Regions from separate parts of the Mus musculus genome. Here regions 2, 3, 4, 5, 6 and 7 are each linked to region 1. The links are chromatin loops, found by intact Hi-C in ENCODE. Cell type or tissue: gastrocnemius. All regions are shown on one strand.

Region 1 (4,000 bases):
TGTCACAGGATGCCAAATAAGCCTGCTAATTGGGAAGACTGTTGACACAATCACTCATTCAGCAGTCTTCAAAGGTTTCCTTACACCTGTAGGCACTGAGCATTTGCAAGTTAATTCCGCATATCTCTTCATATGCATGGCACTTAAAAAAGATGTTGGGAGCAATGGATGAGGCAGGGTCACTGTCCTGGAGAATCTAAGAGTGTGGACCATCAATGGTTCCTGGAGGAACTGATAGACAAGCTGAATCTGGGCCAGAGATAGAAGACAGAAGATCAGAAAAGGATGTTCTTGGGGGAAGTGCTGAGTGGGCCTGAGGGGTGGGGGTGGGGGAGAGAGAAAGAGATAGAGAGACAGAGACAGAGACACAGAGAGAGACAGAGAGGGACAGAAACAGAGGCACAGAGACATAGAGACAGAGAGGGAGAGAAGGACAGAGACAGAGAGGGGGAGAGAGAAACACACAGAGAGTGAGAGAGGGAGGGAGGGAGGGAGGCAGGGAGGGAGGGAGGGAGACTGAGACAAAGACAGCAGCTAGCATGCATGAAAGAGCTGACATATTTGCTGGGAGAGCAGATCGCATTTCAGACCTGCATCTTAGAAACACTCTTGGATCTTCAGGACCAAAGATGGCTTGGCAAAGCCAAAACAATTAAACAGTGAAGTAAAACAACAAAGTAATATATGTGGGAGCCAAAGAGATCAACAGTTATACCTGAACCTAGAGTCCATGTTCCTGTTGGAGGACTACAGACTAGGCGGGGCCAGCTGCAAGAGGACCAGACAGGAGTGGGAACTGAGTAGCTGTCCAGAGGAGACACTTGTAGGCCTACTGCCTTCTCACATCCCTGACACCTTCCGGCTAACAACCTCACTGTGTCGCCTTTGACAGAAGAGCTCCTTCCTCCCTGCCAACCAAGTGGAGTTTATACAGAAATGGTACCCATTGCTTCTTGTCTTTTCTGGTGAGAAGAGTGATTACATAACCAGTCCAAACCAGTCCACAATTGGAGCCTTACTGGGAATTTGGAAACATGTTTATGACCTCTTACCTTGGAGCTAGTCCTTGAAACCCTTTTCTCTTTTCTTCTTAGATTTCTTTTGTGCTACCCAAGGCTTTAATCGAGCATAGTGTTTTCATGATCCCCACAAGCTACTGTTATTATATATTGCTTGCAACCAGAAAAAAATGTCATCTGACTGTGGTGGTCCAGTAGAGAGACAGAAGAGGCGAAGGAGAGGCCTAAAGTGGGTTTTCTTCAGGGGATAGGTGGATGTTTGGTTTTAAAGACTGGAAAAGAAAAGGGAATTTTTTTTTAAAAAGTTGGCTAAGGAGGCGTTTGCAGAACACCGAAAATCGTTCCACAGAATGAAAAGTTATCTTTGGCATATGGGCATAGAAAATTCTACCCAACAGCTTGACCCCTAATGACTTACCCAGACTTCAGCAGCGAGGCTGGCGAATTCTTTCGCGAGGAGACTGACACATTGTGAAGATGCCTCAGAGGTAGGCAGAGGCTGAAATGCAACCATGGGCCCTGCTCCACAACCTCTCACTAATTAGCTGGGTAACTTTGCACGGAAGCCTACCTCTCTGATTCTCTTTTCTCCTTAGGAAGAGACAAGAGGTGCGTTTTGTATTTGAGATTCTGAGCTTACATTCCAGGAAAGCTTTTTGTGAGCACCAGAAGGAGTTAACTGGAAAACTAAAGTCAGCAAACCTGCAGCGAATCTCCAAGAAGGGGCAGAGTAAAGAACACCCTAGTCGTTGCTGGGGAAACCCTGTCCCCTAAGAAGACACATGTTAGACCCAGCCATTGCCAGAAGACAGTGGATGTAAAACACCCAGATTAGGTGATTTCTAAGGGTGTCTCTGCCCAAGAAATGCAGGTCTCTGTGCACCCTGCTCGTCTGTGTACGCATGTCTATTTCACTTGCCCAGTACTTAAAGATGACTGATTCTGAAGAACTCCCATGATCTGTGGTCTGTTTTAGGGGCCTTCTCTGAGGAAGTAGCATATTTCAATGCCCGAGAAGTCATTTAAAGATCCAGTAGGCTCTCAAACTCCCATGCAGCTTAAATAGAAACACAGAGGCTTACCACTGTGCTCAGAGAACCCACCCAGGTCCAGGCTGCAGGGCTGCAGAGCATGCTTTTAGTATGCATGCATTTCAGCAAACAAAGACAACCCCGCTCTTTGCTGTTCCAGACAGTCTGAGATGCTTTTGTGCCCTTGGGACCTTGCCCGGTCCTCTCTCATCTGCCTCAGCCCTGGTACTAAATTGGTTCAAGGTTTGTAGGAAAGCTTTGGAGGACTGAGGCAAAGGCATGTTTGGAGTTCTTTAATGCTGAAGTCACCATCGGAAGCAGAGCCTAGCTCTTTTCTGGCCACCAGAGGGCGATGGCGGCAGCAGCTGGGCAGAAACAGTTCCCAAGAATAACAGCAGAGAACTGAATCTCACGTGTGTGCTGGGGTTGGGGTATAAGTGTGTGGGGGTGGGGGGGGGGAGCTGGGGGGCAATTGAGTCCTTAGAGCTAAGTCTCTGAAAATATGCTAGCTATAATAAAATAAAATTTGCACCTCAGCTATATATTTACAGTGTGTAGTCAAGTAGCTAAAAGTTTCCTTTAAGGAAAATAGAAGAATCTGAGTAGCATTCATATGAGGGAAAAGAGAGTTCTCAGGCGCATAGTGGTTAGTGGTATGTGAACATACATGTTCTTCTCTGTATGTGACTGCATATTTTTTGTGTGTGAAAGTGCATGTGTTTTATAGTTAAGAGTATAGGGGTGTGGGGGGGTGTAGTGTGTGTGTGTGTGTGTGTGTGTGTGTGTGTGTGTGTGTGTGTAAAACCAAGGCTATTTCAGACCTTTCCAGTACAAGAGGATCTCAAGGAAGTCTGGGCAATATTTCCTCCAGTTCCTGCCCCTTCCCTTCAAACAAACAAACAACATCATTCCTACAAGTATGTATGGAGCCTGTAACATGGCCCTTCCCCACCGGCATCTGGAAAAGCTCAGACCAGCCAATTTAGAGCAGGCACTGGCAGAATGAAGGCAAGGCTGGGGAGGAGGGGGATGGGGAATAGGTCCCTTGCATGCTACTGCACTATTTTATAAAATCACGTTCTTTTCTTTGATGTGCAAGGGAAGTCTGTCAGAACGGTGGCACCTTGAAATAAGGAAATAAAGGTCCGCAGGTGACATGATTGCCCCTTAGTCCCCTAGACAGGAAGCAGATGAAGTGATGGTGTCAATACCGGGGTCCAAGTTCTTACATTTACTACAGAGAGAGAGAGAGACAGAGAGATAGACAGACAGACTGACTGACTGACTGACTGACTGACTGTGACTGTGTGTCTGTGTAGTGTTCTCTAATCTGTAAGTCCTCTAGGAAATAGTTGTTGGCCTTAGCTGTGAACACTAATTAGGGTAGGGGCAAAGTTTCCACGGATAAATGTGTCAGGGTACAGAATGCCTAGTAGCTGTATGGTCTCGGATAATCATTTCACTTAGTCCAACTTTGACTCTTTCACCTAAAACATGAAGCCTAGTTTCTGATGCTCCCATGTGGGTATTCTGTATCCAGCTCGGTGACTGAATTAAAAAAAAAAAATGAAGCCACGAGGTTTATCAGTTCTTGGCTCCCAAGAATAAATGAATTTCAATGTTTCTTTCCTGGCGGCCCGGGCTGGCCAAGTCCCTTTCCTTCCCAGTTGGGTCTCTCTAGCTCCCCTGCTGCCTCCTCCCTACAGGCTCTTGGTTGCTCCAGCAAAGTTCCCAACTTAGTCGACGTGACGCTCAGCGCAGCCAATGGGAGGCGGAGCTGGTGTTTTGGGAGGGGGGCGGGAGGGGCCGGGCCCCGCGTCTCCGGTGTCTACCCTGCTCAGTGAATGGAGAAAGCGAGCGCCGGCTAGCTCTCCGGACCACTCCGTGCCCCAGCCGCCTCTGTGCTCCGCAGCCCAGCCCTGAGCCGGACTTCCCGGGGCACGGTGCTCC
Region 2 (4,000 bases), 270 kb before region 1:
CAGCTGGGGGAAGGGCCCACATCCTCCCACAGTGCATGCTCTTGGCAAATTCAGACGTGTGAGCTTTTGGCACTAAAGTTATGCTCCTTTTGCTCTGTGTTAGCTCAGGGCTAAGAAATCTCTTGGGGGCGAGTAAGCTTTTAAATGTTAGAGGACAAACTGTTCCAGGATCCGTGTGCATTTAGCAATTTGCGAGAACGGCCACTGTCCCTTATCACTGCATTTACGTTTGCAATGCTCGAGTGGTGCTTTGTCTTCTAGGAGTGGGGCTGGAGGCTGACATTGTCCTCTTTTCCTGTCCGTCTGGTGCTGAGATCTCCCTCTTGGTTCCGTCTCCACCCGGGAATGCAGCATGGCGTCTGGTTAAGTCAGTGTGTAGTTTTCAAGTTTTCTTTACTCCATGGTCATGAACTGTTTAGCAATGTAAACACCTTCCGAGAACTGTGTCAGTTGTGCCACTGCACGAACACCAGAGAATGCAGTTATGCAACTTGCATCCCCCAGCTCAATCCTGCGATGCGCTTTCATGATGTAAACAGGGAAGGTCAATGGTTTTAAAAAAATGCCTATGGTATCAGCACTCGGGGAACCAAAGCAGGAGATTTACAAGGTCTAAGCCTACCTGAGTTATTTAATGAGAGCCTATCTCAGGAAGAGGGAGGGCAGGGGAAGCCGGTGATGCGTAGTGCTGTGGGCAGTCTAAAGCGTGTCTGCGCTTCAGTAACTTCCAAACACTTTCATTTTCAGTGCTGGTGACTGAAACAAGAGCTTTGTATGTGCTAGGTTGGTGAATCCACCAAGCCACACCCATTCTTGAACAGTAGTTGTTAGGTTTTAAAATATTTATGTATTTATGTATGTATGTATGTATGTATGTATGTATGTATTTATGAGTTTTTTAAATGTAGGAGTGTTCTATCTGCATGTATACCTGCATGCCAGAGGAGGGCATCAGATGGCTTTATAGATGGTCATGAGCCACCATGAGGTTGCTGGAAATTGAACTCAGGACCTCTGGAAGAGGTTCTTAATTGCTGAGACATCTCTCCAGCCCAGTAGTAGTTGGTCTCCCCCCCCACTCCCCGTGTGTGTGTGTGTGTGTGTGTGTGTGTGTGTGTGTGTGTATGTGTATGTGTAACCAGCTCTGCAACACCTGCTGTTATTGTCATCATTGTTATTTAATGAATAGGAGTGCAGTCCAAACTACTTATAGAAAGTGTATGCCTTAGTTTGCTGTGAAGAGACAACATAACCAAGGCAACTCTTATAAAGGACAACATTTAACTGGGGCTGGCTTACAGTTTTGGAGTATATTGTCATCATAGCAGGAAACATGGCAGCATGCAGGCAGACATGGTTCTGGAGGAGCCAAGAGTTCTACATATTGATCTGAAGGCAGCAGAAGGGGACTGTGTCCCCCAAGGCAGCCAGGAGGAGACTTTATTCCACACTGGGCAGAACGTGAACATAGGAGAACTTAAAGCCCATCTACTTAGTAACACACTGCTTCCAACAAGGCCATACTTCCTCCTATAAGGCCACACCTCCTAATAGTAGCACTCCCCATGTCCCAAGCATTCAAACACATAGATCTATGGGGGCAAAACCTATTTCAACCACTATAGTGTAGTATAGTAAATACATAAACCAAGACATGATCATCTATTATTATCACGTATGAAGCACTGTGCATCATTGGATGTGTGATACATTTATATGACAGACAGAATGGGTTTGGTTTCCCCAGCATCACTACAGACACATGAGTAATGCATCACTGTGGCCTTACGCTGGCTGCAGTACTCCGTGACTATGCTTGTTCAGTTCTTTTCTAAACGTGTGGGCCCTCTGTTGTACCTGTGTTCAATCACAGACATTGTTATATGGCCATCACTACATGTGACTCAAGGTGCTTTGCTGTGGAAAGATCTGTGTAACTATGATTTGCACCCCAGAATTCCTGGAAAGGGATTAACATGCATCCTGCAAACAGAGCCAGGTTAAAATCCTCAACAGTGACACCCCATTCATAAAATTTGAGTCTTCCAGCCAATGTAGGTGAACAGGCTTGAAAAGTAATATCTCATTTGTTTCTTAATTTGGTTAGAAGTTTGGGCTTCACTTCTACTCCCACAAAAGTCATTAGTCAGCTCTCATCCCAAAAGAGTGCTTTCCAAACCTTGCTGCATCTTAAAAATACCTTAACTAGAGAGTTTGCAACTCCTGATGCCTACAGACTATACCCAGTACTAATTAAATCTGAATCTTCCAGACATCAGTAAGTTTTGCAAATCCCTCCATGAATTCAATGTGCGGCAGAGTCTGAGAACTTTACACCGAAGCAACCACGCATGCTCTACCACGTCATTGAGCTCCGTTGCCTCTGTAGCTCAGCGGCTCTCAGCCTAGCTGTTCATCAGCATTGTCCTTACAAAAAGTCCCATTCTGATTCATCACATGAGGGGCACATCAAAAAATATTGAGCTGCTTCCCCAGGTGACTTCTACTATCAGCTAGTGGAGAATCACCTCATCCTCAGATCATTTTAAAAAGTAGTGCGATGTGAGTCCCTTAGCATTTTCTGGCAGTTAAGAGCTCTATACACGATTCAAATTCTTGTTAATCAGTAACTTCATAAGAACCCATGGTGAAGGCTTGTTCGATAAAATACAGCTCTATCAAGTTTGTTTTGTGTATTTATAAGTGCTTCCGCACAATATTTGGAATGGATAATACAAATTTACCACCTACCTAAAAATCGAATTTAACCAGCGTCCTCTGTTTTCATGTATGTGCTCACAGTAGTTAGCAGGAGAGCATGGGTTTCCCTTGGGAAGGTTGGCGGCTGGGCTGATGTTGGGGAGAGCTTTGTGTTATTCAGGGTTGGAGCCTATGTTAGAGTTTATCCCCTTCCAACTAATGGTGGTATATAATAAGGCAGGGATGGAGTGCAGGCTTAGTGTGGACCTAGGTTTAGTCACTAGCATAACCTCCCCCCAACACCTCACCCCCTGCAAAAGATCAGCTTTGAAAATTAAACATAAGTTTGAAATCCCCCATGAATGCTTCTACTTTCGTATTCTTAAGAGGTGCAGGAGAAGCGAGGTCTTGTTGTGCATGTAGGTGGAGTGTAAGAATTGGTGAAGACCTTTGTCCTGCATCTGGGCTATGGCTGTACCCAGAGCTTCCAGCTCCAGTGCCACAGCTCTGACCACAAGACAATTGCCACCTTATCATTCTGAACCTGGGGTGATTGCTCAACCTCAATTCAGTTCAGGAAAGTTGCGTGCATTAATAAAACATTTAGCATGCCAACTCTGAAAAGCAAAGAGGTGCATGTCTGTGCACACCCAGAGAAGACAGTCCAACTATCTATCATTTAGAGTGCTTAATATTCATAGACGACCAAAACTGAAGTGATTTGCCAAAGCTTCTAAAATCCGTCTTCTCAGATGTAAATACATTGTTTTAGGACAATGGACAGGTAATCCTCCCTTCCCAGATTGGCTTGTTATTTTTACTTCATGTTTCAATGTAATCTATGTGATTTGTCTTACAGGAAATGGAGTTGAGTATTTATTTTATGTAAATTGAGACAAAATAGTAACCTCACACCGTTCTATTCCCCATTCACAATGCAAGGGAGAGAAGAATCTTTGAGCAAAATTAGAAAACTGGGAATGTGCACACAGAGTCTATGTTTCCAGTTTATTTTCAAAAGCTCGGTATAGTTTTTAATTCTACTCCATTGCCTGTGGTTATTGTGACAGTAGTTTACTGGCTCTTGCTATTGCGCTCCATGCAGTTTTTCCAGTTCGCTCACTGCTGCCTCCTCGGTTATATTTGGGCTTGCTCCTTCAGTGAGGTGAGTAAGATGTCAGGAGAAAATTAGATTGCGTGCATGGGTTCCTATATGCATTTGAATTTGCCGTCCCTGCTGTGAAGCAAGATTAGATTACAGTATTGCTCCATTGTCCCCCAAACTGAGTCTGAGAGTCTT
Region 3 (4,000 bases), 330 kb after region 1:
AAGATCCTGGGTCAGATCTGTCCCAGTGCCTGCTGTCTTAAATCAGGTGTTATCAGAATAGTCAGGCACCCTCATGAACAGGCTACCATAGCACTGAGTCCTGGTAACAGAGACTGTGTAACCTGTGAACTAAAACCTTAACAACTTTAAGCAACCATTTTCATCCTCTATTTGGCTTAATGGACTGGGGATGGTATAACAAAATACCATACATAGACTTGGTAACTTCTAAGGAGAGACACATCTTTTTCACAGCTCTGAAATCTGGGAGGTCCACAGTCATGCCTCCAGATGGTGCTGTGTGTAGCAAGGACCTGCCTGAATCGTGTTTTGTGGATGACACCTTCCAGGCTATATTCTCACACAGGACAAGGAACAGGGAAGCTTTCTAGAGTCCTTTCTGTAAGGCCACTCAACTCATTTAGAAGGAGTCCACCTTTACGAACCCACAAAGGTCTCATTTCCAAATCCTGTAACTCTGACGATTAGGTTTCAACCTGTGGATTTGGTGGGAGAGGCAAACATCTACACGACAGCAAGAGCCATCTAATGCTTTATCCTCATGAGGAATTTGAGGGCAACCTGCCTTATTCTTAAGCCTCTGGACCTAACCTAGAGATGGCTCATTCCCAACTCCGGCACATTTAATTGTATCCTTACCTGTCTCAGTCCATTTTGTGTCTAATATGCTTTTGAAGGGGTGTGATTGTAATCTTTCTCCAGATGGTGGATTCGCTTTCATGGGCCAGGGTCATCTCTTTGATCTGCTCCTGGGACTGGGGTGCATGGAGCCATCTGAGTGTGGCACAGTTTGGAGACTTTGGTGAAGTCCCTGTCCCTTTCTATTTATCATGACACGCTCTGGTCCTCATGACTTCCTGGCCTTCCTGGGGACATTTGAGAGAAAGCCTTCGCTTACTCAGACACAGGCAGGTTCCTGAAGATTTACAAGTGAGATTGTATAGGAGCCTGGGAACATTCTCAGTGAAGGGAACCCTGATTCTGACGGTGAGATTTTCCCAAAATGCGTCTTCAAAGCACAGAAGCTAGCTTGATCCCCAGAGAATTCTGACCCAGACAGTTTGGAGTGAGAGGTGTCTGCACTGTTCATAGGACTGGAAACGCCTATGGACTGCCTCTTTCCTCCTCAGCCCAGAAAGATAAATCCAAATTGATCCATCAGGTGTCCAGGCAGAACCAAGCACTGGGTCTTCCCCCTCGGTCCCTACAGTGGACCCTGAGCTCATTTGAGCAGAGCTTGTGGTATTTGCAGGTTCCTTTGAGACACCACAGAAGAAACAACAATAACTCACAGCTCCCTTAAATAACAGAGCTCGGGCCTTCTCTGTTCTGGACAAAACAGTCTTTTCAAGGTGTGTTGTATGTATTAGGCTCATGTTAGGTGGTTTCCCTAGAGCCAGCAGGAGAAAAATCTACTAAGAGGGGGAGGGGAAAAAGGTTAATTCTTAGCCTTGCTGGCTCTTGCAACAAATTAGTTCTCCAAACCTTTCCCCCCAGACTTTCTTTTGCTTGAAAATATCCAGAGAGAGAAGACATCCCCCCTATGCATACACACATACCTAAATATATTTCAGATAGACCATAAAGTATGCCCAGAGCCAAGATGATGTCTGAGGTGTTCAGAGGACAGTACTCCCACCACTTTGCTTTTAACTGTAGCGCCCACAGGCTCTGGCTCTGCATTCAACTGCAGCTGGATCCTATCTGCCTGCTCCCAGTTGAGCATCTTTCTTTTCTGACTCTTCTTTACATCCAGAGTTCTATAGCTCACCTTAAGGCTCCAATGCCCTCCCTTCATCATAACTACAGGTCAGATAGTGATTGGCATCCATAGTGTTATCCAACTCTGTGTCAGGACCTGTGCAGAGCAATATGATGTGCAGGTGACAAAGGAATCTGGTCAGGAAGAGGAGTGTGTGTGTATGTGGGGGCGGGGTGTATCACTTGGCCACTTGCTCCTTTACCCAAGCGATGGACAACAGTTTTCAGGGCACTTTCCCTCTGGCCTCTTTCCCCAAAGTGATTACTTCTTAATTCCTTTTCTATTGCTCAGCCCTCCTGGTTGACATCCAGTCCCAAACCAGTTCTGGTTCAAACTCTAAACCCCTGAGCTAATCTCAGTCAGGACAGAGGTGACTCTTAAAACCACCAGCACCCCTGTCAGATTCTCCTTTCCTGTTTCCTCTTTGGGCCAGCCTTCTGCAGCATCTCCAGGCTGCCACCTGCTGGCCAAAGAGAGGAATGAGCAGGGGCCCGTGGGAGTGGAAGGCGGACACCCAGGCTGTCAGCAGCAGCTCCAGAGGGACCCAAGGAGCATCCAGGACCAGAGTCTGCGGAGAGGACACTGCAGAGCATGGCTCTAATGGGCAGCATTTGCTCAAAGCCTCCCCATGCAGAAGGGGCAGCAGTGGAGGCCAGGGTCTGTTTCCTCTCATGTTACACCGCTCTTGCAACCTCTCCATTCATGCTGTCCCTGGTTTCTGTTTAGATGTTTAAACACTTGCATGTTTCACATGTGCATGCTCCGGGGCATAATTCCCCTTGTTCTTTGCTTCTCTGTTCTGTGTCCTTACTCTTCATAATGTAGGTCAAACCCAATGGAATGGCATGGAGCGTGTAAGTTTTAAACTATTAGTGACATGAAGAAAGCTTTAGCCATTTGCTTATAAATGAAACCATTTTTTTTAAGGGAAGGATAACACTCATTTTTCAGCTCCAGAAATTTTTTTCTCCACCTGATTAAAAAAAAAAAAAAAAAGCTCTGTGAACGGAGATTTTATGAGGAGATCAGGGGGTACTGCTGGGGTTCAGTGTGGTCTGGGTGAAGATGCTAACCGGGTGGAGATGCTCACCCCCAAGTCTTCAACTAAGCACACTGAAGGATTGCGACCAGTGTAGAAAGACCTCAGCCAATCACTGGGCTGGCTAACAGGCCCCCAGATGCCTGCACCCTAATGATTCAAGGTCCATGTGCTTATAAACCAATCAGCCCCCAGATCTGTGGGCTGCAGTCCCTGCCATCACCCAGCCTCTCCCCTGGATGTCACTGTTGTGCTGTGTGAGCAACGCCCGGGAGCGCTTCTGGGACTATGAAAAACCCTCCTTAGAAGCTGCCACCCTTGGGGCTAGAGAAGGCACCCAGGAAAATGCAGGACAAGCCTAGTCTGCAGGCACCTGGGGGGGGGGGCGTGGTCAGGACTCAAAATCCTGGACCTGTGTTCAAACCTGATGGCAATACCAGACTGTATGACTCTCTAGTACAAAGAAGCTAAGGCCTGGATAACTGGGAGGGGCTGAGGCCCTCCTTTGCGGTTCATACACCCTCCTGGACAAAGAGCTCCAAGCTGGCAGCAAGAGGAATTTGCAGGCCAGTATTCATTGTGTTCAGAGCAAGGAGCCAGATCCCAATCCCACACTTGCTATAAACAAGCAAAGGGAACATGGAGAGATGGTTTTACCCCAGCCCTGTTGCTTTGCTATAAGAATTCAGTGAGAACAAGGCTTAACAGGTGAGGCCCAACAAGGCCTTCGAAAGCAGACAGCCAGCCAAATTGACAGCCGGGGAGAGAACTCTTGCTTCTAATCCACTTGTGAAAATAAACGCAAGACCTGAGATTAGAGCAAATCGGGAGATGGGGCTGAGATTGGTGGACCCAAAGTCCCCTTTCTTTTCTTCCTGGTTCTGGGTTTCTGTGAAACGCCACTACCTCCTCACAAAGTCACAGGTACATGTGTAGGGAGGAAGCACCCAAGCTTAGCCTAAAAGCAGGCAGTGAGCCCTTTTTGTGCTATCTCCATGTTGATATGTGTGGAATAACCAAGAACAAACTTAGAACCTATGATAAGAAAGGCATGTGCCTAGGACTCCAGGCAGGGGGCTAGCACAAGATAAGTCACACCTAATTGAGGCCAGCCTAGTGTGCCTGTATTTCTCCAGCCTCATTGATGGCCACCCATCTAGAAGCCTTTGGTATCCCTT
Region 4 (4,000 bases), 550 kb after region 1:
AACAAGAAAGCCCAAGGACTCCTTTTTAAACCATCTGTCCCTAAGCCTTAAGTGTAGCCTAGAGTCCAAGCACAGAGATTGCTCAACTGCAGATCCAGTGAGCCCTGTGCATATGTGTTCAGTGGAGGGGAAGGAGTCTCAGGCTCTGGAATTACAGAGACGCATGTGTGGATTGCAGCGTTGTCCATGACCAGTGACTTCACCTCAGCCTTCTCATCCCCGACACCAGGACACATCCCACAGGTTGGGAGAAATTGATGTGTGGTCAGTGATGTGTGCAGTATACCTAGGAGAGGACCCACTGTATGGGAAGTACGTGATAAGCTGACACATCCCCATCTTTACCTTCCCTCTTGCAAGCTGCTCCATCCCTCATACTGGAGAGTGAGATTAGCCTATGGTACACTGCTGCTTTTTATTTGGAACTCGGTTCACAAGTGTCAAGGATTTTCATATATGTTGCTACACTGCCTTGGGAAACCAGAGTTGTCTAAGGATGCCATTGCTGTTGGTCTTCTGCAAGGCTTGAATGAAGTAATTGGACTGTATTATCTCAGCATGCTTAATCATCCAGAGACATCAGTCTTTATCCTCATTTGAAAGGTCAACTAAGATTTGTAAATGCTAGGGCTTACCCACGCTCTACCACTTACAAAGCACCGAACCTTAGCACAAAGCTAAAAACAGAACCCAGCCTGGTCTACCCTAGTGACTGGCTCTCCCTAAACCTTGCCCTTCCACCTGTAAAAGGAAACTCTCGAGCCCTCCAGCCTAGCTGTAACAAGGCTAAAAACGCATCGCATGTGCCCTTCGCCTACCCCAGTGCCAGGGTCAGCAAACATGCCACGTGGCTAACAATCTTGCCACTATTCTGGAATTTTAAAAAAATAAAATATACCTGATTTTTTTTCTCTACCACTGGGCTTCACGCACATGTTCAGTGCCTCCAAGAAGGACTTCCCAAGCCTGTATGCACCCAGGAATCTTATTAAGATGTCGGCTCTGATTTCTGAGAGCTGGGGTCAGGCCTGAGATGGTGTATATAACAAGCTCCCAGGGGCTGCCCAGGCTACTAGTCCAAGGACCACACTTTGAATAACAAGGTCCCTGAGTGGCCCCACACCCCATCTGACGACGCAGAGATTCCAGTGAGGGAGCTGCTCCTAGGCTCGTTTAAAGGAAGCCACTAGCCCAGATTCTGTCAGAGAGGGGACATAGGGTGGGATGGAGAACAGAGGGAAGAGGACAAAAGAACATCCCGGTTCGAGTAGATTTGAACAAAATGCAGCAGAAGAGAATTGAATTGGGCTAATTAGACACACGTTGGAAATGGTGATTGCTTTTCACGGATGTGTAAGTGACAGAAATCGTCATCCGAAGTCCCAATTACCATGTTTTCAAGCAGTGGAAATACCTCCTAGATCTCTGGGCTCAGCCGGAAGGTCTAAATGAGATCCTACATACCACACCACCCTTGGTATAGGGATGGGAATGGGGATTCTGCCTAAGCCAAGTGTTACTTTGCAAGAACATCAGAGTATACAGGCCAGGGCTGGCGGGGGTGGGGTGGGGGTCCCATTGGATCCTTTTTGAGGTTCTCTTATTCTTCTCTTCATAATTATCTCTATAGTACCACTATCATGCATGCATGTATCCCTGAACTATCTAGCATACCCAGCCCTGCCTCAGACCCTAGTCATGGTCATCACTGCCACTTTCTTACGGGGCTGCATCGCCTAAGAGGTACCTTGAAAGTAATGTGATTTACAATGGTAATTCATTCCGCTTGGGGCAAATAGAGATTAAGCATCCCTTATATGAAATGCTTGAGACCAGAAGCATCTCAGATTTCAGATGTTTCTGGATCTTATAATACTTGCATGTGCATACTAAACTATCTTGGGGCTGAAGACCTGAGTGTGGGTCCCAGAACCCATGACAAAGCCAGGCATCATGATGCTAACTTATCATCTCAGAACTGGGCATCAGAGGCAGTCATATGGTTAGAGCTTGTTGATCAGCCTGCCTAGACAAGTGGTCAAGACTCAGGTCCCAGTAAGAGACGGGCCACTGAGTTAACTCCATGGGCAAAGGCACTTACCACACAAATGTAGTGACATAACTTGGATATCCAGAACCCATGGATCTTAGGATATCCGTTGGTGCCAAGAGACACTATAACCAAGGCAAGTCTTATAAAGGACATTAGTTGGGGCTGGCTTACAGTTTCAGAGGTTCAGTTCATTATCATCATGGCGGGAAGCAGGTAGACATGGTGCTTGAGGAGTTGAGATCTCTGTATCTTGATCCAAAGGCTGCCAGGAGGAGACTGCCCTCTGCAGGCCGCCAGGAGGGGACTGCCCTCTGCAGGCAGCCAGGAGGGGACTGCCCTCTGCAGGCAGCCAGGAGGGGACTGCCCTCTGCAGGCAGCCAGGAGGAGACTGCCCTATGCAGGCAACTAGGAAGAGAGTCTCTTCCTCACTGGGCAGAACCTGAGCATAGGAAGCCTCAAAGTCCACTTACACAGTAACACACTTCCTCCAACAAGGCCATGCCTATTTCAGTAAAGCCACACCTCCTAATAGTGTCACTCCCATGTGCCAAGCGTTTAAACACCTGGGAGCCAAATGTATTCAAACCACCACATTGTAAAGGAGGGATAAAAGGACTAACTCCACAATGTTATCCACTAACCTCCACAATTGCACTGTGGCATACACCATACACACACACACTCACACACACTCTCTCACACACATGCTCTCACACACAGTCACACTCAAAGATATCTAGGAAACAGAACCCAAATCTAATAATGAAATTAACCTGGTTTATATATATACATAGGCTGTCATTGAAGGCATTTTTACTATACCCTCATTTGGACCATGACCTGAAGTCAAGGGTAGAATTTTTTTCCACTTCTGGTGTATCAGCACCCAAATGTGTCATTGTACTTTGAATTCCTGGATTAGTCATACTCTACCTCACTCCTATTTCATGGGACATAAAAACAAGGTCAACAAGGACCAGTCATTTCCTTACGGCATGTAGCTGCCTGCCTAGACTCAGCTCCAGTCCACTCCACTCCAGAGCCCAGGTTTTCAGAGGAGCAGACCAAATGGTCCAGCATAGAGGTGCCTGGTGCTGAATATGTACTCAGCCGTCTGGGCTCATCTGTTGGCCGCCTGTTTCACTAACTGCTGTGAAGTCTCAGGCCTATTTCCTTCTTTTCCAAGTCTGCCTTCCCTATCTGATAAAAGGGAGTGTAATGACAATTGTACTAATCTCACAGGGTTCTTGGGAACATTATATGTGATCATGAATATAAAACACTTAGCTTGAAGCCTGGAGAACGTGCTCAATACCGTGAGTGAGAATTCCTATTACACTTTCCATTCCAGACACCGGCTTTCAGAAAGCGGGCCCTGAGTCACTGTGGCATGGGGGGGGGGGGGAGCCAGATAGCTCCTCAAAGCACACATTTCCTCTCACTCTCCCCTCTCAGAAACCTCTGTGTGGGGGATGGACTCATATAAAGAACCAGACAGACAGGGACTCAGCCTTCCAGCTACTGGAGAGGGGCCTGAGGCTCCTACAGGCAAGAGAGTGGGAGGATACCTCTGGGCCCACAGTGGAGGCTATCCTGGCCCTACGCCTCAGGCTCAGCTGGCAATAAGCACACAGCCAAGAACCCCCAGTCCCATGCATAGTCACTGTCCCAGCCATAGACACTGGCAGCAACAGAAGATGGGACAGGCTCTTCTCAGGCAGATGGTGAGCAGGTGGCAGTGGCAGTGGGAAGGCTACCATGATCACCCTGGCCTGGCATGCACTCAAGTCACTGAACCCATGGCTCAAAACTATATACAGCAGCTACCCCCTCCCCAGCCCTGGTGCTACTGGGTCCTACAAAGTACAGCTTGCATGTCCCAAGAGAGTACAGGATCCATGTCCCAAGTATAGGGTCTGTGTCCCAAGAGAGAAGCAGGAGCCATGG
Region 5 (4,000 bases), 570 kb after region 1:
TCCTGGCCTAGAGGGAGGAATCAGAGAAAGCTGGCCAGATGCAAGCAAGAGCTAAGCCAGATCCAAAGCTTATGGAGGACTTTGCCTAAATTCTGGGGAGTAGGATAAGAGACTGGGGTGACCAAGCAAAGGCATGGGCCAGAGAGGAGCTAGCTAAGAGATCTGCATTTGCAAAGGCATAGAGGCACAGGCAAGCAGGACACAGTCAGGGAATGGGAAAGCATTTAGCATGAACCAAGTTGTTTTCTCAACAGCTTAGGCCCAGGACAATTAGTAGCCCAGGCATTTGCTGGGTGCTCCTGGACACACACAAGGGCTCTGTGACCCTAGCCAAGTGATTGAATCTGGAGCTTCTGTAATTACTCAGCACCTGTAACTATTAATCTGTAATTATCTTGGGCACCTATACACAGTGGGCCATGCTCCAGACCCTGGGGCTGAAGATCCACAAGAGGATCCTCTCCCTGCAGAGCCTGACCAATGGGCAGGGCTGCACCGTCGGGGTGGATGCTGGCACAGTTAGGAAGCCACCACCCTTCCTGCTCTCTTCCTTCCCCACCAGAACAGCCCCGCAGTGTTCCAGACACCCAAATGGGATGTACCTGTGCCCATCCCGCGGAGACTCACCCAGGAGCCAGCTGGCCAGCAGGGCAGCTTGTACGAAAGCCTGGCTTCCAGCCTCAGCAGCAATCCTAGAATTCTCTCCCAGAATCCCCTGTAGAGCTTTCAAAGTATGTTTGCCCACAAAGGCTAGAACTGACTTGCTCTGGGGTGAAGCCCAGACAATGGTATTGTTCAGATTCCCCCAGTTGGCTCTGAACACATTGCTTGCTTCGTAGGATACACTGATGTACGCTCTGGTCTTTAGCCTTTGTTTACAACTATTATATGTTTGATACTGAGAGACAGGCTTCAAAGGAGGCGGTACTTTGTTGGATCACATCGTATCCTAGTGGAAGAATCAGATTAGGACTGGGGCCTTGGATGTGCATAGATACAACCAGCCCAGTTTACACACACACACACACACACACACACACACACATGCACAGCCACAGATCATAAACATTTTAAAGAAAACTGCCACTATACTAAACACGTATGGACACACTGAGCCCCTGCCGATACGTCCAGCCCACAGCCCTCTGGCCATGTGTAGCCAATGACAGCTATGAATATGATCCAGACAAAATCAGAAGCTTATTTAAAACGTGAGATGTTTTTATTTGTGAATTCTTTTATAAGCTGATTGCACAGTTCTCCGGCATGAGTTTGTAGATGACAAGGTTACGTCACAGTCTCAAATGGTAGAGCATGACAGTCACCACATGCATGACAACTATTACCATAGCGGGTTTTGTCCGTCTCAGGTATCGGCCTTCATCTGGAGCTAATGGAAAGCACATGGGAGGAGCACAGGGCTTCAACGTAGATACTCTTCTATGTAAGGGGTGCTCAGGACCTGAGCACCCTGGAGGGGTCAGTGACCCTGATGTTACAGCACACAGTACTGCTCAATGCATATTTGTCTAAGCAATTAGCTCAGCTAGCATTTGCTGGAGTATAGACTTGAGACTTGCCTTCTGCACTTGAAAGGCCAGATGGGGAAAGAGACATGGATTTGAATTCTAATCTGCTCTATGCTCCAAGGCAGCCATCTGAAGAGGGTGCTAGGCATGGGTCAGGTGAGGTTGGAGCTTGGGTAAGTCCTAACCCACACACCCTGATTGCTCTCCCCAGGTGGCGACTGACAAGGACAATGGCATCCTTCTTTACAAGGGAGACAATGACCCCTTGGCACTGGAGCTGTACCAGGGCCACGTGAGGCTGGTGTATGACAGCCTGAGCTCCCCTCCAACCACGGTGTACAGGTAAAGACCTCCCCCTCTTGGCCACAGGATCCGTTCCTACAGAGCAGATACCAGGTGACTCTGGGGCCTCCTGTCCCACACAGACACAGCTCTCACACAGTGGCAGGTGGGAGGGAGAAAGGTGCTACTGGAGGCAGAAGCAGGAAAGGAAGGCAGGCCCATGTGGGAGATGACACCTCATTACCATAAGATAAATGGCCAGCTGGCTACTGTGCATGGAGCCAGGTGCTCCAATGGAGATGAGGCTGCTTAATGAGGTGCCCTTTTCAAAATGTCATCCTAATCTTTTATTAGTTTAAGAAAGAAAGCAGGACGATTAGCATGCAATTCAAGGAGAGGAAATTCAAGAGCACCCAGGGAACAGGACTATGCTTAAATGACTTTCAAACTGTCCTGAAAGACAGTGCTTCCTACACCTAAGTCTCTTTAAGTCACCCTGTAGGTTGGGCAGCTTGCTACAGCTGTAACAAAATGCCAGAGGCAACCAACTTATAAAGAGGGAAGGTTTCTCTTGGCTCACAGTTCTAGAGATTTCAGTCCATGGTCATTTGGCTTCGTTGCTTTGACTTTCTCATCATGGTGGGAAGCATGTATTAGAGTAAGCTCCTCACTTCATGGCAGCTGAAAAGCAAAGAGAGAAGAGGAGCCCGGGGTCTCATCATTCCCTTCAGCCTATGCCCCTCAGTGAGCAGAGGGCTTTTCACATAGACCCTATGTCCTGAAGGTTCCACCACCTCCCAGCCGCACCACAGACTCTGGACCAAGCCTTACACATGCAAGCTTTTAGGAGACACCTTAGACAGCAGACTGGAGCATGTAGTTTGACATGACTGCTGTGCAGTGGTTCCCTCGTGTGCCACTGTAAGCCGACACTAGGCCTATCACTCTCTCCAGCCTGACCTGAGAGCCACCTCATACAGACAGGCTCACTCACTCTAAATGTGTCCTGCTGTTTAGTAAAGGACGCAGTGAGCATCCCTCATCCAAGATAACTTTCCAGAGTCAGAAACCCCGTGGTGCCCATAAGTTTTCAGTATTTAGACAGTCCTCATCTACAAGGTAGAATTACCCTGCTCAGGCCCAGGCCTCTGTGTCTCCTCTAGCAAATCCAGTTTGAAAAGTCTTGGTTAAAGCCAGAGGGATGAGCTGGTGACAGTAGTGAAGGCCTTTAGTTCCAGTGCTCCACAGGCTAAGAAGTATGTGCGAATCTCTGTGAGTTTGGGGCCAGCCTGGTCTACATAGTGAGTTCCAGAACAGCAAGGGCTACCCTGCTTCAAAAAAGCTAAATAACCAAACAGCAGTCTGAGCTGGAGGGTATAGCTCAGTAGAAGGGTGTTTATCTAACTTGCATGCAGCCCCTGAATCCAGTCTTCATATCACACACAGACACACACACACACATACACACACACACACACACACACATATGCCCACACATGGTAGGGTGGGAGATGGAAGCAAGGGAAGAAGGAATCAGTGATTCTGAGAGCAGAGTGTAGTCCCTGAGGTGACGACACCTAGTAATGTGGTAAAAATACAGAAATACACATTTTTTCAGTCCTTTCCCCAGAAGAAATGAATCTGAAGCTACCAGGGAGGGGACAACAAATCTGTGTTTAAGGAATCCTTCAGGTGACTCTCATGCATGAGAAGAAGAGGAAAGAAAAGAAAAGAATTGAGATAAGGCCTTCCTGTGTAGCCCCAGCTGGCCTGAAACTCACTACGTAGACCAGGCTAGCCTTGAACACCCAGAGATCTATCCTCTGCCTCTCTGCCTCTCTGCCTCTCTGCCTCTCTGCCTCTCTCCCTCTCTGCCTCTCTGCCTCTCTGCCTCTCTGCCTCTCTGCCTCTCTGCCTCTCTGCCTCTCTGCCTCTCTGCCTCTCTGCCTCTCTGCCTCTCTGCCTCTCTGCCTCTCTGCCTCTGGAATACTGGGATTAAAGGCATCTGCCACCAAATCCAGCTTGGTGCATACATTTCAGAAGCAGGGCTTTATGTGTGAGAGTTGGATCTTGAAGGGAGACACTTGCATGCATAGAGAGAACAAGTAGGCGGCTGTGTTGGTCGGGACTGTAGCAAAGACAAGAGTACCAACCAGAGCAGAAGGCTCACAGTGGAAGATGGGGAGAGA
Region 6 (4,000 bases), 880 kb after region 1:
ACAGAGACAGGTCAGCATGCCTCCCAAAAGTGTGAAGGAGAGCCAGATTCAGAAGAAAAGAATGGAGGACTTCCTGTCACACCAAGATGACACGGACCTGTCCAGGGGACAAGCTCCTCTGGCTAGTGTTGAGTGTAGACTTCCTGCCTTCCCTTCCCAGAGGACAGGGAGAAAGGGCGTGCTAAGGGCATGTGGGTTGAGGTTTGCTGGGAAGCTTTGCCGGCTGCCTTTTGGGCTATTCCAGTTTGCTGCAGCTTATGCTTGCAAAGCCTCTCCTTTTCACTCTATGCCCAGCGAGGCTGAGCCAGGGTCCTGCCTTTTTTTCATAGCTCCTCCACTATCGTGTAGCCAGGTGACAGTGCCCCCGCTCCTGAATGGCTGGTTTGTGTCTCCATCCCTACTCCCCCAGCGCCCACCTCCTTTTCTTGAGCACCCAAATGTGTCCAGCCCTACCGGGACAGAAAGGACCAGGAGTGAGTCTGCAGCCCCTGTGTGTTACCTAGGCAGTGATCCTCCTGGGAGTCCTCCCATTTCTCACCAATTGCAACCAGACAATTAAAGGTCTTCCTAGCAACAGAGGGAGGAGCAGGGTCTCTCTGCTGTTGCCATGGTTGCTGGTAAGGATGCAGACTTGGGATGAAGCAATACGTGGAGGAAACCTCTCTGGGAGAAAAAGGCCACATGAGTGTTGGAGTCAAGATGGCACCTTGTGGACTTCCTTTCAGCCCTAGAACCTCCCATGCCTGAAATCAGCCATGCTCGTGCCTTCCTAGTGTTCCTTTAAATTCAGGTTCCGTCACTGATGAGCACAAATCTCTTGGTTAATACCGTGATACCCTTTGGGGTCTGTTTCTAGCCTTCATCCTCTCTTAAAATTTTTTTTACAACAGGAATTTGTCTAATTCCTGTCATTTGTAAACACAACAGATTTCATCAGGCCAAGGGCTCTCACCTCAGGATAAAAACAGCTTTTGTGGGAGATAAGGCCGAGATAAGGGCTTCTGGAGGGAGTGGCCAACCCTGCAGGTCAGAGATAGTTACCAATAGCAGGAGACAGATCCGGCTATGGAGGGGTGGGCTCTGCCTGTGGGGTTTACTCTGTTAGTGGCCTCTCTAGGCCAGTTTCCTCATCTGCCCCCCAGTGTGTGGGAGGTTCAAATGAGGTCAGCTAATTTGAATGACAGGGTCTGTGAATGCATGAGGTCATTTTTACATCCCCCTGGGATTGGGCTCAGAGGGAGAAGAGGCAGAGGAGGGAAGGGGAGAGAGGTTGGAGGTAACGCCTCACTAAATCTAAGGTGGGTGGAGAGCCAGCGATCTTTTTAAGAAGGCTGAAAATAGCTTGCTACAAAGCACTAGCCAGCGGCTTCCTTGTACAAGTTTTTTTTTTTTTTTTTTTTTTTAAACCGCAGGGTGCTAGGGTGAGGTGTTCTTATCTCCACTTCTTAGAGAAGAAGTTGGGGAAAGTGCTCAGACTTAGCTGGAGAGGGGGGTGCAACTGGAATTTCAACCGAAGCTTCCTCTTCATACTTTCTCACACATAGCCCAGGTTGGCTTTGAATTCCCTGTCTGTTGCTCCTTCACCTCTAAGTGCCGAGACTACCGCAATGCTTTTATATTTATTTTAGGAACGAGAAAAAGTGAGGTCACGACTAGGGATGCGAAGGACGTTTGGGAATGTACCCGGCTGGTGCTTGAGAAGCGGCAAGGAGAATCGGTCGGTCTGTTTCCTGGCTGCTATGCAACCGGGCTTCTCCCTATCCAGAGTCTTGTAGCTCACCCCTGAGTTGGAAAGCCTCTCTCGGCAAACAGAGAGCCTAGCAAGATTTAGCGGGAAAGTCTGCCATCTGGTGGCCAAAGGGAGGAGCTCACGGCTTGGGAAAGCGCGGCGTTGGAGAATAGATGTAGACAGCATTTGAAGTGGCGAGGGCTGCGGGAACAGAACAAGGCTGCCTAGCTGTCTCAGCATTCAATGTGGGGCCTGGGTGTGCGCAGGACGGAGCAGAACAGTCCTTATTAATAGTCCCCCACCTCGTCCGCCTCCTGAATAGTGAGTGTCCTTTCCTCTAGGGGCTGGAGAAGGTGAAGGACCCAGAGCAAGGTCTTAGCAGATTTCCTGCTTTTTAGTTCAACTCTTTGGACACTGTCACCAACTCCTAGCTCAGCTCCTAGCCCGAGTCTCACGCCTGTTCCTTCCGCCCGCGGAGTGAGGAGGAATTTATCTGCGTCCCGCCCCTCCGGTTTTTAATTCTGTCCCTCATGCTGCTGGCAAGTGAAGATGCCCAGGGGCTCTACACCTGGCTTCTAATTTAGAGAAATCCTGACTAAATGGGCCTAGGGGCTTCTGTCAAAGGCTCCCAGATGATTCCTGCATCTCGTTCCCTGGTGCTGAGGTGAAACCCAGGGCCTTTGTGCTTGCCGGGCAAACTTCTATTCCTGCGCTACATCTCCCTCATGTGATGTCACAGCTAGCCCCTCTGTAGCCTTCCTACCTTCAGGCGATCTACTTGTACTCTCTCCATTTGTGAGGACTCTGACTCATTTTAGCATCATCTCATTTCCTGGCCTTGTCGGCTGGTGTCTAGATTAGATGTCCATGGAGACAACAGGGTCTTCTCAGGGCTTCTTGCTCTAGTCTGTCAACTTTCCCACCAGCTCTGACCCCACTGTATCCCACGACTGTCTTGGGAGTTCGTCTCACCCCTGACGGAGCGCTTTCTGGGCAAGTTTTATTCATCTTTGCATCGTCCACTTCTGACAGTGCCGGGGACGAGCCGTGCCTGGTGACTCGGGATGTCGATAAATGGATAAATGCTCGAGCTGATTCCGCCTAGTCGGACAGGCAGACTTCAAGTTGCTGAGACCCTCGACCTTCTAAATGTCACTCTTTCTGACAATCCCTTAAGGCCGTGAACACGGGTCAGATGCTGAAAGCACTTGCTGCAGCTGCCTGGACCTGGGAGGGTGGGAGGGGAGGGGCTCTTGACAAGGTGACACACAATGTGCGGGGGGTGTGTGTGTGTGTGTGTGTGTGGGGGGGGGTGAAGTCCCAATCCCCTAATCCTGCCTAGCTGCTGCATGAGAGCTCCCCTCCCCACTCTTCAAAAAAACCAAACCAAACCAAACCAAACCAAACAAAAACAAAAAAACCCAAACCTGTGCTTGGAACAAATATGATAAAAAAAAAACCCAAACAACAAGTAATATTAAGTGTTTACCGCGTTTCATTTAACCCTCAGGTGGCTCACCCCTGAAGCAGTAACACTACTAAGTGAAATGGGCTTTTTTTGATGGGGTGTTAATTTGTATTGAGTTGTCTCTTTAAGCAGCTAATACTTTTTATCTAATTGGTACCTGTAACTTTTTCTGGTTTCTACAGTTTAAAATATTAATTTGGTGTTTTGCCTGCCTATATGCGTGTGGACCATATGTGTTCAGTATCCGAAGAGGCCAGAAGAGGGCATTGTATCCCTTGGGATTAGAAATATTGCTCTGTGGATACTAGGAATTGAACCAGGGTTCCCTGGAAGAGTAGCCGAGTTCTGTAACCACTGGACCATCTCTCTCCAGTCCTCCCTCCCTCACACTAATTTTTTTTTTTTAAAGACAGTCTCACCACGTCTCCCTGGATGGCCTGGAACTTGGTTATAGACCAGGTTGACCTTGAACTCAAAGAGATTTGCCTGTCTCTGCTTCCAGAATGCCAGGTCTAAAGGTGATCACTACCACTTGGCCACTTTCCACACTTTTTGTCCCCTTTTGGAATTCTGAGGATGGAACCCAGGGTCTAGCATAGGTTAGTTAGGCAGGTGCTGTACACCACTGAGCCACATCTCCAGCCTCATTTCTACATTTAGTGGGCAGTTATCAGAACTGGTCCCCAGGCATGCTGATGTCACAGTGTCTATCCTTAGAGAACCATTGGGCTCCAGGACCCTCCATCAATCATTGTCCTAGCTTGAGGAGAGGTAAGGGACTTTTCAGCCAGCCAGGCTTGCTT
Region 7 (4,000 bases), 290 kb after region 1:
ACGGAGTATCCCTTGTGCAGAGTGCTTGAGATTGGCATAGGTTGGGATTTGCAATGGGGACAAATTTTGGAATCTTTGCCTATACATGAGATGTCTTGGGTCAGGGCCTAAGTCTATAAAGATATAATTCATTTATGCTTTATATACACAGGATGAAAGGATTTTGATAGTATTTTAGTACACCAGCCCATCACGGAAACTCTGGTGTGGCTATTTCCACTGTGGCTTCACACAGTCACTCAGTGCAGTCCAGATTGGAGATTTCAGCTGGGTTTAGGAGGCTTAGTCGGAAGTGAAGGTCTGCTTGTCCTATCATTACTTCTTCTCGTGTTTGCCCAGCTTGGTTAGCATACAGAGCCTCGTATACAGAATGCCTCTAACCAGAGCACAGGCGGGAGGTTAGCTGAGACTTGTCACCCCTCACTGTCTTGTGTCCTCTCTAATTACAAGTGCACACAGTCCCCTGAAGACTGGAAAGCCCTTGCTGCTATCCTCTGAGCAGTTTGCTGCCCCCAAGTTTGTAATTCTGTCTGGCTCAAGAGTGACTTGAGCTGGTTCCTTCCTCTCTTGCAGTTATTTTTACTCCCTGTGGAGTTTGTTTTGGAAAGGCAGTTTTTTAAAAGTTTCCCTCTCTAACAAGAGTTTTGTTAGATTTTTTTTGTAGACCCAAAACAACAACAACAAAAGACCATTTCTTAAAGATACATACTTAGCTTATTCATTCATGCCTGGATTTGCCTGCTCTCCCTGGCTTTGTCAAAGGGCCATTCTTCCTCGGTGTTTTCCAAAGCTTTCCTGTTTTCAGGAGAGCTTTCTAATAAAACCCCTGAATGCAGTGGTGTGTCTTGCAGCCTCCTGGGCTCGGGGCTTTGGCAATGTAAATGTCCATTAGTTTGGCAAGCAAGAGTTTGCTCCAGCAGGATTTGTTCACAAAAGAGACATGCAGAAAGGTTGTCAGGCTAAAGTGAACTGTGAGGGCAGGCAGCTGGAAGTTGGAAGTGGGGAGAGCATTAGGGGGGGTCCTAGAGAAATCCCTGACTTCTTTAGGAGGCCCATTCCAGAAAGGCAGCCCTGGCTCCACATTATTCGCTTGATTCTCACTGGCCCTAAGGATATCCCAAGCGATTGTCTTCCGACCTGACATCACGGTACTTGTGTAGCTTTCTGTCCAAAGAGTCCTCAACTAGACAGCGTGTGGACTGCAGAGTACCTTAACTGTCTGTAAATAGTAGGCTGAAAGTTTCCTTCAAGTGAGATCGTCTGCTTCCTCACAGACTGCTCTGGGTCACTGTGTTCTGGGAGCCCCTTTGCGGTAATGTCTAGAAACCCAAGACACACCCCTCCTTCTTTCGTGCCAAGGAGATAGAGAGACCTGGGAAAGAGCTGAGGATAGGGCACAGAGTTCTCGATCTCTCCCCCACCAATCCAGCACGATGGGCAAGCCTAGTCTGTTCACCCCATGCCTTGAAATCAGAATGTTGTCTGTGATCCTTTCAAACGTTGAGCATTTTGTGTGCCTGTGTCGCTGAGAATGGAAGAACCACACACCAAGTTTAGAGGAGTGCAGCACCTACGTCCTGAAGCCAAACATCCACATTTGCCTGGGACTGGGAGGTTTCCCAGGACATAAGGATTTTTCATTCCCAGTAAAGTTTTCAGACAAGATGGTCACTTTAGAGACATCAGACTTCCTGACACCTTAACACGGGCGCCACACCCAGTGGGCTTCCTGCTGGAGTCTGACTGTTGGGATAACTATTCCAGTAAGAGGGGTAAATATATAAGCCATGTTTCTCAAAGATAACACCGTGAAGCCCTGGGCTGATTCACTCTGCTTCTGGTTAACGTGTACAGGTAGGAAGCTCCCACACATGTGACAGGAACCTGTGGGAAAGGATGAATAATCCCCGACACTCACCACCAAAAGAGGAAAATTAAAAATAAGTATCTGGGTGAATATATATATATATATATATATTCGTATTCAAGTCACTTTTATCTCTATTCTGCAACCAGAAGCTTCCTCTGTCTTGGATAGGCTGCCACCGTGTGGCCCTAAGCAGGCATGTGGGAAAGTAGAGGAAAGCACAGAGATGGGAATCGCCTCAGGCAACAATCAGTAGGGAAGGCAATGAGCTCAGTGCTTGTGCAAAGACTCAATTATATTGTCCAGGGCCTGGCTTCCCCTGTGGACCAGGATAATGCTCCTGGACTTGCCGCACCTCTCCAGCCCTAAACATTACGATTGCCACAAAGTTCACACATATAGAAGCTGAGGCTGGAGCTAAGTTACTCTTTCACAGTGACCTGGCACAGAGCCAGATCTCAAACCTGAGTTGGTTGGCCGTAAAGCCCTTGGCCTCCACACCAGGCATACTGGAGGGGAACCATCACAAATGGAAAAGGGGGGGATGGGATGGCCTGCGGGAGCCAGCTCTTCTGGAAGAGGTAAGCCTGACTAATTTAAAGGATGGATGGGTGCATCAGGAGAGAATCCAGAATCCAAGGTGTGGAACCCAGAGCAGAGAGGGAGAAATAGGATCCTCTGCTGAGGTAAAGGTTAATGGAGGAGACAAGTTATGAAGTAGCCAGTGAGGCATGAGTAGGAACCCGAAAACAGCTAGGAACGGGAGGCCGGTGGACAGTGTGCTCAAAGTCCTTACACTGTAGACTGCGTCTTCTAGCAGCAACGAGTACCTGTGTGGCTGTTGACTTAACACTTGTGAAGCATTCAATCCACTTTTGATTTATTGGTGGAAGTTCTGTGAACTGTGCGTTCGGATAACCCCATTACATATAGGAGGAAACAGCCAAAGAGAGGTGGCCGCCATAATAAAAAAGGGACTCACAGCTTGAGGGAAAACAGTTGCTTTTGGTGGAAAGAGCCATCCTCAGTCTGTCGGTGAGAGGCAGTAAGGGAAGGTGTTTGAAGTTGGGGCAGCTCAAGGACACAGAAGGCGAGGGTCTCAGTGTTGGTGATCTGGCTGGTATTTGTGTTGAAAGTCTCCTCCCCATGACAGGGATGGTGGCATCATCCAGTAATTCCAAACTCTGGCTTTATAGGCAGAAACCTGAGGATGACAAGTTCAAGGCTTGCCTTTGGTACAGACAGAGTTCAAGGTCAACATGGACAACTTATCGAGACCCTTTCTCAAAAATAAAAAGTGAAATGAAGTGTGTGTGTGGTGGGGGGGGGGTCTAGTTAACTAGTAGAGTACTCGTCTAGTATTCGTGAGGCTCTAAACTCTACCCACAGTATTAGAAAACAACAGAAACAGAGGAAGCGGGAGGAACTGGAGAGGCAGCTCAGTGGTTAGGGACATTGGCTGCTCAGGTTCCCTCCCAGCACAAACATGATGGCTAAGCCAGCCATAACTCTAGTTCTAGGGGGATCAGATGCCCTCCTCTGACCCTTAGGGCAGCAGGCACACACGAGGTATATATACATGCAGGGAAAACACATATAAATAATCATATACATAAAATAGAATAGATATCAGAGAGAGAGATAGAGACACTTCCTGCCACCTGTGAGGGTTGGGACCCACCTTTCCATCTCCATGGAGAGAAGGGGGATGGACTTGAGAGGAGTAACCATAGCAGCCCAGGTATTCGCTTGCCCTTGTTCCAGTAGGGGGTCCTTCCCAGACTACCAGCCTCAGGCAGGTCAGTTCTCTCTCACCCACACTTTCCTTACCTGGCACATGGAGTTTATACATTTGTTTTTCCTCTTGTTGCACAGTATAGACTTGAACAGCGTGGAGTCTAGGACCATCCCGGGGTACATCGGGAGAATCTAAAAAAGACCGGGACTCGGAAAAAGTTTCCAGTGATCATGGAACCAAGTGTGCGTCTTTTGAAAAGTCTCCTTGTCCACACCTCGCATGAAAATTGTTAAAGTCACGTTTGCTTTGTGAGGACAGGGCGTGTTGTTCAGAATGCTTCACAGGAGCAGTCCTCTGCTGACAGCTTTGCCTTTATGGATGGCGCGCCATACTGG

Evidence for each region. Hi-C counts contacts between places; a loop is a spot of excess contacts. Peaks named below come from ENCODE experiments on the same cell type or tissue, not always from the same donor. Only the 100,000 strongest peaks of a DNase experiment are listed, where the experiment ranks them.
Region 2: it touches region 1 in a loop (7-fold over the local background); 4 of 42 quality-filtered maps call a loop at or near these places.
Region 3: a loop joins it to region 1, with 6 times the contacts of the local background. A loop is called at or near these places in 10 of 42 quality-filtered maps.
Region 4: a loop joins it to region 1, with 2.7 times the contacts of the local background. A loop is called at or near these places in 11 of 42 quality-filtered maps.
Region 5: it touches region 1 in a loop (6-fold over the local background); 7 of 42 quality-filtered maps call a loop at or near these places.
Region 6: a loop joins it to region 1, with 9 times the contacts of the local background. A loop is called at or near these places in 2 of 42 quality-filtered maps.
Region 7: it touches region 1 in a loop (13-fold over the local background); 23 of 42 quality-filtered maps call a loop at or near these places.

Annotation. Positions count from the first base shown.
Region 1 is chr11:35,117,206-35,121,205 of GRCm38, forward strand. No RefSeq gene overlaps it. Among named protein-coding and RNA genes, the nearest start is that of Slit3, 2.2 kb to the right of the region's middle. In gastrocnemius, CTCF peaks have their summits at 2,378 (motif pointing right) and 3,730; DNase peaks (open chromatin) are centred at 2,389 and 3,894; H3K4me3 peaks cover 645 bases; H3K27ac peaks cover 875 bases.
Region 2 is chr11:34,845,746-34,849,745 of GRCm38, forward strand. No RefSeq gene overlaps it. Among named protein-coding and RNA genes, the nearest start is that of Gm22022, 5.4 kb to the left of the region's middle. In gastrocnemius, no CTCF peak of the experiment used is centred here; no DNase peak of the experiment used is centred here; H3K27ac peaks cover 633 bases.
Region 3 is chr11:35,449,543-35,453,542 of GRCm38, forward strand. All of the region lies in intron 4 of Slit3 (slit guidance ligand 3), which reads left to right. Among named protein-coding and RNA genes, the nearest start is that of Gm39705, 93 kb to the right of the region's middle. In gastrocnemius, CTCF peaks have their summits at 2,250 (motif pointing left) and 3,060; DNase peaks (open chromatin) are centred at 2,257 and 3,071.
Region 4 is chr11:35,665,206-35,669,205 of GRCm38, forward strand. The region is part of intron 26 of Slit3 (slit guidance ligand 3); the gene reads left to right. All of the region lies in intron 2 of Gm46278 (a long non-coding RNA gene), which reads right to left. Among named protein-coding and RNA genes, the nearest start is that of Gm46278, 9.4 kb to the right of the region's middle. In gastrocnemius, a CTCF peak has its summit at 2,377 (motif pointing left); DNase peaks (open chromatin) are centred at 2,388, 3,125 and 3,748.
Region 5 is chr11:35,686,813-35,690,812 of GRCm38, forward strand. Slit3 (slit guidance ligand 3) reads left to right here. Exons shown (of 36, transcript NM_011412.3): 32 at 1,741-1,871. Among named protein-coding and RNA genes, the nearest start is that of Gm46278, 12 kb to the left of the region's middle. In gastrocnemius, no CTCF peak of the experiment used is centred here; a DNase peak (open chromatin) is centred at 1,896.
Region 6 is chr11:35,999,649-36,003,648 of GRCm38, forward strand. The region is part of intron 1 of Gm42072 (a long non-coding RNA gene); the gene reads left to right. Among named protein-coding and RNA genes, the nearest start is that of Gm42072, 3.8 kb to the left of the region's middle. In gastrocnemius, a CTCF peak has its summit at 1,855 (motif pointing left); DNase peaks (open chromatin) are centred at 1,178, 1,835 and 2,212; H3K4me3 peaks cover 330 bases.
Region 7 is chr11:35,405,729-35,409,728 of GRCm38, forward strand. The region is part of intron 4 of Slit3 (slit guidance ligand 3); the gene reads left to right. Among named protein-coding and RNA genes, the nearest start is that of Gm46277, 120 kb to the left of the region's middle. In gastrocnemius, a CTCF peak has its summit at 2,059 (motif pointing left); DNase peaks (open chromatin) are centred at 2,100 and 2,318; H3K27ac peaks cover 649 bases.